Regions from separate parts of the Homo sapiens genome. Here region 1 is linked to region 2. Evidence: read pairs that join two places in POLR2A ChIA-PET (ENCODE). Cell type or tissue: Panc1. All regions are shown on one strand. Links, peaks and the distances in the headings refer to the core of each region. The heading gives the core; the rest is flanking DNA.

Region 1 (2,908 bases), core at 134-2,633, 340 kb before region 2:
GATCATGAACATGGGTGTGAATGTCGCTGCTCTAGCTGAGATGGGTCCGCCAGGCTTGTCCAGTCTGAGATGGGTGAGTCACTGTCTTGTCCCTGAGATAAGAGAGGGGCCCAGGCATGAGATACAGCCCAAATGATAAGACTGGCATCCCAGGACCCCACACCATAGCATCCCAATATCCCCAGAGGGATCAGCTCCAGCAGGGCCTCCCTTATAATCCATTCTCCAGCCTACAGCCAGAGGGGTATGGGGAAATGCAGTTCCAAGGCTGTCATCACTGCCCCGTGCTTCAGCTGCTCCCAGTGCTCTGGGGATTTGCTCAGAGCCCTGGTGGAGGCTCGTGGTGCCTTGCTGACCCTGCCTCACCCCACCCCCTCCACCCTCATCCCTCATCCAGTCCTTCCAGGCAGATCAGGCTTCTCCGCTTCAGAAGCTTTGCACGTGCTGTTCCCTTGGGCTGGCATGCCCTTCCCTGCTTTTCACTGCATCCAGCTGGACTTTTTTTTTATTATGTTCAACAGAAAATTCACAATCAGGTCTTCGGCCTGCCACTCAGCTCTGCCTGCCCTTCCCCTTCAGGAGACAGGTGCCGCTTTGTGAGCTGCCATAGGCTTTCTGCCTCCCGCTTGGCCACCAACCTCCAACTCACAGCTCAGACTCTCTCATCCCTCTGCAGGGCAGTATAACTCAGCAGTCCAATTCCTCTGGTCTTTGTAGCCATCATTCCCTCAAATTTTTCCAATGCCTGCATCAGCATTCCCAGCCACAGCATTCCCTCTACCAGCATTCCCTGTGAGTGTTCCCGGGCCACCACTGGTGCCATCTTTAGCAATCGTGCTGCCACCTTGTGCTGGGGAATATCTGTGCCCCAACCACCAATGAGCTCCAGTAAAAACTCTGGATACCAAAGGCTCAGATAAACTTCCTTGGTTGTTTATCCTCTTTGTGTATTATCATACATCATGTCTGGGAGGAGGTCACACCATCTGAGACAACCAGAAACTCCATGTTTGGACCCTTCCTGGACTTTGCCCTCTGTGTCTCTCCCCTTGGCTGGCTTGGATGTGTATGCTTTCACTATAATAAAATTGTAATAAGTATAGCACTTTCCTGAGTGCTATACTTTTCTTTGAGTCATTCTAGTGAATGATTGTATCTTAGGGTGGTTACAGGGACCTCTGACTATGTCACCAATTGATCTGAAGGGACGGTGATCCTGGAAACCCCATTCTCGGCTGGTGCCTGAAGTAAGAGCAGCCTGGTGGGGACTCCTTCCTTAAACTCTATCATTTGCTGAACTCCTTACAGTTGGTGTCAGAGTTGGGACTTTCTAGACCAACCCTGACTCACTGGAACATGTGGTTTGGGAAGAGTAAAAGGGTAGGAGCTGAGGAAACTTTCATTCCTGGTGGTGGCTGTGCTGCAATCCATTTTTTGTCTTTTTTTTTTTTTCAAGTACACTTGCAGGTAGAACCAATACAATCAATTTTTTGTAAGGTAAAAGTTATCAATGGAATTTAGAAATGAGGGATCCAACTCCTAAGCAGTTGGCTCACTAGAATATAAGGAAATGCAAAGAAACAACAAAAAAGGAAAATGTGAAATCCCTTGGTTATTGTTATCTGCAGTGGTTAAAAGGTAAGTGAGTGTAGGAAGGGACCCTGGTGCTGAGCCAAGATTCTGGTCAGCCTGGACCACAGCCTCTAGCCTGAAGCCCTACCCAAGGAATGTGTGGGGTAGATTCCGATGCTGGGCCAGGGTACAGTCAGTTGACCCAAGGTGTAGCTACTGGCCTCAGAGCCTCCTCCAAAGGGAAAAGTGTGCCGAGACAACAGATAGTAAAGGTTTTCATAAGAGCATGGACAAAACAAAGGGGTAGGACCAAGGAGAGAGTCAAGGGACTCATCCCAGCAGGGTGGAAGCTTTTAAACAGGTGTTAAGAAATAAGATGAATAAAGTGGATATTGATGAGGACGAAACAACGGTCTCAATGCAGCACTCACAGAAGCTGGATGGACCCTGCCGGCCGCCCAATGTGAAAAGGCCCTAAAAAATCTGCTTTATTCATTCTAGTTCGGAAGATTTTTAAAACCTGGGAGGCCTAAAATGACAGTGAGAATTCTGATCTCAAGTTGCCTGAGGCAGTGGTCTCACAATCTAACCAGGAGAAGGCCTGAGTCTCTCGGCCCACCCCCTAGCTGGGGACCCAAAGCCATACACACACGGGTGAGTGAAATGGCCGGGGGAGGAGAACAGACTCCGTCTGTGGGAGCCTCTGCTCTGTGATTCCAAACCTGTCAGCGAAGCCCGAATGGAGGCTCTCGTTCAATGGGGAGGATTTAGAAATGTGATGGTTGACGGAATTAAGGTGGATACTTAGGTGAAAACTGGAATGTTGGAACAAATTCTCTGTGAAGTGCCTGCACCTGCTTTATCGGAGCATATGCTGGGGATAGAGATGGTCTGGCTGGGGAATGCTTCTCCCACCAATTGCTGTAAAATAGAAGGCAGGTAAACCTGCCCTTCTGGCAATAGTGATTGAAGACCAGCATCTGGTCAGCTGATTCAGACTTTGGAGGGTACACACTCCACGTCCAGGAATATTGCAACTCCTTCCCATAAAACTACCCCCAAAAGCCCTGGAGTCCTTACACAGACCAGGCTGTACGGCAAAAGCCTGTTAGTGCCACCCAGGGGTGACCACTGGGATTTGGGACTAGAAAATTTTCATTGGAGAGACAATGATTGCATTTTGACTGAGGCCACTCTTATGATTGAAGGCTATAAAATAATCTAAAAATCTGAAATACACATAATGTTCTGGACGATGTCAAAGAAACACCCTAATGGGGAGGGCAACACCCAGAATTTCCTTTTTTTTTTTTTTTTTTTTGTGAGACAAGGTCCA
Region 2 (2,908 bases), core at 290-2,789:
CCCCTTCTCTACTAAAAATACAAAAAAATTAGCCAGGCGTGGTGGTGGGCGCCTGTAGTCCCAGCTACTCAGGAGGCTGAGGCAGGAGAATGGTGTGAACCCGGGAGGCGGAGCTTGCAGTGAGCCGAGATTGCGCCGAGATTGCGGCACTGCACTCCAGCCTGGGCGACAGAGCGAGACTCCATCTCAAAAAAAAAGAAGCAAAACCCGAGGTCACAGGCTGGGTGATCGTCTATCACGTTGTTAAGTTTTCTGTTGTATGTAATTAGCAAATGAACCTCTGCGGAAGATTTCATAGCTCATCAGGCGACCACTTCCATTTGGAGAGGCTTCACTGAAAGCCCATAAAGACCACTGACAAGAACCAGGAAAGTTGGAAAGTGGAATCTGAAAGACCCCTTGCTTCCTTGCTTTCAAGCATAGTAGCTTCCTTGTTGGGGTCTTTCTCAGTGGACGGGGGAGAGTCGGGGGGCAAGAGCAGCGGCCAGCGAACCTGGTGGATGGGGCCCAGGTGCAAAGCAAATCCTGCCTCTGCCACTCACCTGCTGGATGACCTTGGAACCTTCATGTTTGAGCCTCAGTTTCCCTGTTTGCAAAATGGTAATTATATGACCTTCGTAGCATTGCCACGTGGGCGTAATTACTGAGTTGAACCACCCCTTCCCCCACCACAACCCACAACAGTGGTGAGCAAACATTTGATGCTCAATAAACGTGAACTTTTCTTCCTTTGTCTTCCTGGGTGGTCCAGGGAAGCCATCCCCAGTCTCTTGGGGACCGTGACACACCTCTCCAGGAGTTGTTTCTTAGCAGTAGTCCCCTCTGCCACTCACTGGACCAACAGAAACAAATCAATAATCAAGTCCAGGGGTCACAAACATGGATGCTGCCAGGCCAGGTAGACACACCCGAGCCAGGGGGTCAGATGCTGGTGACCTGGACTGCATGGCCTTGCCTGCTTGGCTCCAGCTGCTGTGGCCAGATGGGAACAAAGCCCCACTGGGGCCAATTCCTCTGGTTTTCCAGACTCCCCTCATCCACCTTTCTTGGGATAAAACCTAATAGATAAATAATGGCAATAAAATTCAACTTTTAAAAACTGTAAAAAACAACCTACAGTGAGCCAAAACAACTGTCCTTGGGCCACCAGTTTTTTTGTATGTGTTTTGCTGTTGTTGTGTTGTGTGTGTTGTTGTTGTTGAGACAAAGTCTCACTCTGTCACCCAGTGCAGTATCACAATCTCAGCCCGCTACAGCCTCGACCTCATGGGCTCAAGTGATCCTCACGCCTCAGCCTCCCAAACTGCTGGGATTACAGGCATGAGCCACCAAGCCCCACCTGGCCACCAGTTTTCAATGTCTGAATTTCTTCCTACTTGGTAAAAGCCTGGCATATGTGTCTCCACACTGCCTCCTCTGGCCCTGGCAGATATTGCTTGTCGCTCCCATCACTTTCCTGCAGAAGCAGAACTCCCTCAGTGCTCCTTACGACCTAGCATCCAGGTGGTCACCACCAGTCAGCGTGTGCAGTTAGAGCAGAGGAGGCCACCGTTGTCCCAGTCTACTCCAAACCGTCATTGCAGAGATGGGGAAGGACTGGCTTTAGCTCACCCATGTTCAAAGATGGTCTCAGCTTTTCCCTGGCAACTTGCCCAGGACGAACACAGAGGAAGAGAAAAGGGACTGGCTAGAGGAGGCTGTGCATGTTTCTTTTCTTTCTTTCTTTCTTTTTTTGACAGAGTCTCACTGTGTCACCCAGGCTGGAGTACCGTGGCGCAATCTCGGCTCACTGCAACCTCTGCCTCCTGGATTCAAGCAATTCTCCTGCCTCAGTCTCCTGAGTAGCTGGGATCACAGGCGTGTGCCACCACACCCGGCTGATGTTTGTGTTTTCAGTAGAGACGGGGTTTCGCCATGTTGGTCAGGCTGGTCTCAAACTCCTGACCTCTTGATCTACCCGCCTCAGCCTCCCAAAGTGCTGGGATTACAGGCGTGAGCCACCGCACCTGGCCTGTGCATATTAGGTTTCTGTTTTTCCCGTCAATATCATGGGTTTGGAACTGAAGCATCTTAAAATGGCAAATGAGCAGGTGACAGTTGCAGTTTCGGCCACCTGCGTCCACTTCCCACAGGGTCCCTGGGTGCAGTGGGCAAGCGGATTGTGTGTGAGTGTTGAGGGGAGGGCAGTTAAATGCGACAATGTAATCCCTTTGTTAAGTTTTTGTTTGTTTGTTTGTTTTGAGACGGAGTCTCGCTCTGTCACCCAGGCTGGAGTGCAGTGGCGCAATCTTGGCTCACTGCAAGCTCCGCCTCCCAGGTTCAAGCCATTCTCCTCCCTTAGCCTCCTGAGTAGCTGGGACTACAGGTGCCCACCACCACGCCCGGCTAATTTTTTGTATTTTTAGTACAGATGGGGTTTCACCGTTTTAGCTCCTGACCTCGTGATCCGCCCGCCTCAGCCTCCCAATATGGTGGGATTACAGGTGTGAGCCACCACACCCAGCAATCCCTTTGTTAAGTTTTAAGGAACGACTGAAATGGCAGTTCTAGCCAGAATGTGGGAGGGGAATTAAGGCTCAAGTTCTAAATTAAAGGAAAATTATTAAGAGCTGTTTCTTAGGCACCTGAGCTGGAGGCCGATTCCTGTTGGCTGCCAGGTGGATAATTTTGTCTCCAAGCCCAGAGAGTTGAGTTGCCATTATCGCCTCCTAGGGACGTAGGCGTCTGCTCCTGATGCCTGCCTGCCCATGTATTTATTCCACTGCCATTCATTAGCTCACGTTATGTGCTGGCAGCGTCCTGGGGGCGGGCTGGGAAGGGGCAGAGCTATGAGTCAGGTGGGGCTCCTCCGTGCGGGGCAGCGAGGGAGACAGCCCAGGCTCAAAGGACCTTCACAGAATGGAAGGTG

What was found. Peaks named below come from ENCODE experiments on the same cell type or tissue, not always from the same donor. Only the 100,000 strongest peaks of a DNase experiment are listed, where the experiment ranks them.
Region 1: POLR2A ChIA-PET joins it to region 2 with 12 read pairs; 2 of 35 experiments call an interaction of 5 or more read pairs at or near these places.

What each region holds. Positions count from the first base shown.
Region 1 is chr3:13,643,331-13,646,238 of GRCh38, reverse strand. No RefSeq gene overlaps it. Among named protein-coding and RNA genes, the nearest start is that of LINC00620, 5.9 kb to the left of the region's middle. In Panc1, for the core only: a CTCF peak has its summit at 897; no DNase peak of the experiment used is centred there.
Region 2 is chr3:13,307,200-13,310,107 of GRCh38, reverse strand. No RefSeq gene overlaps it. Among named protein-coding and RNA genes, the nearest start is that of NUP210, 110 kb to the left of the region's middle. In Panc1, for the core only: no CTCF peak of the experiment used is centred there; a DNase peak (open chromatin) is centred at 1,437.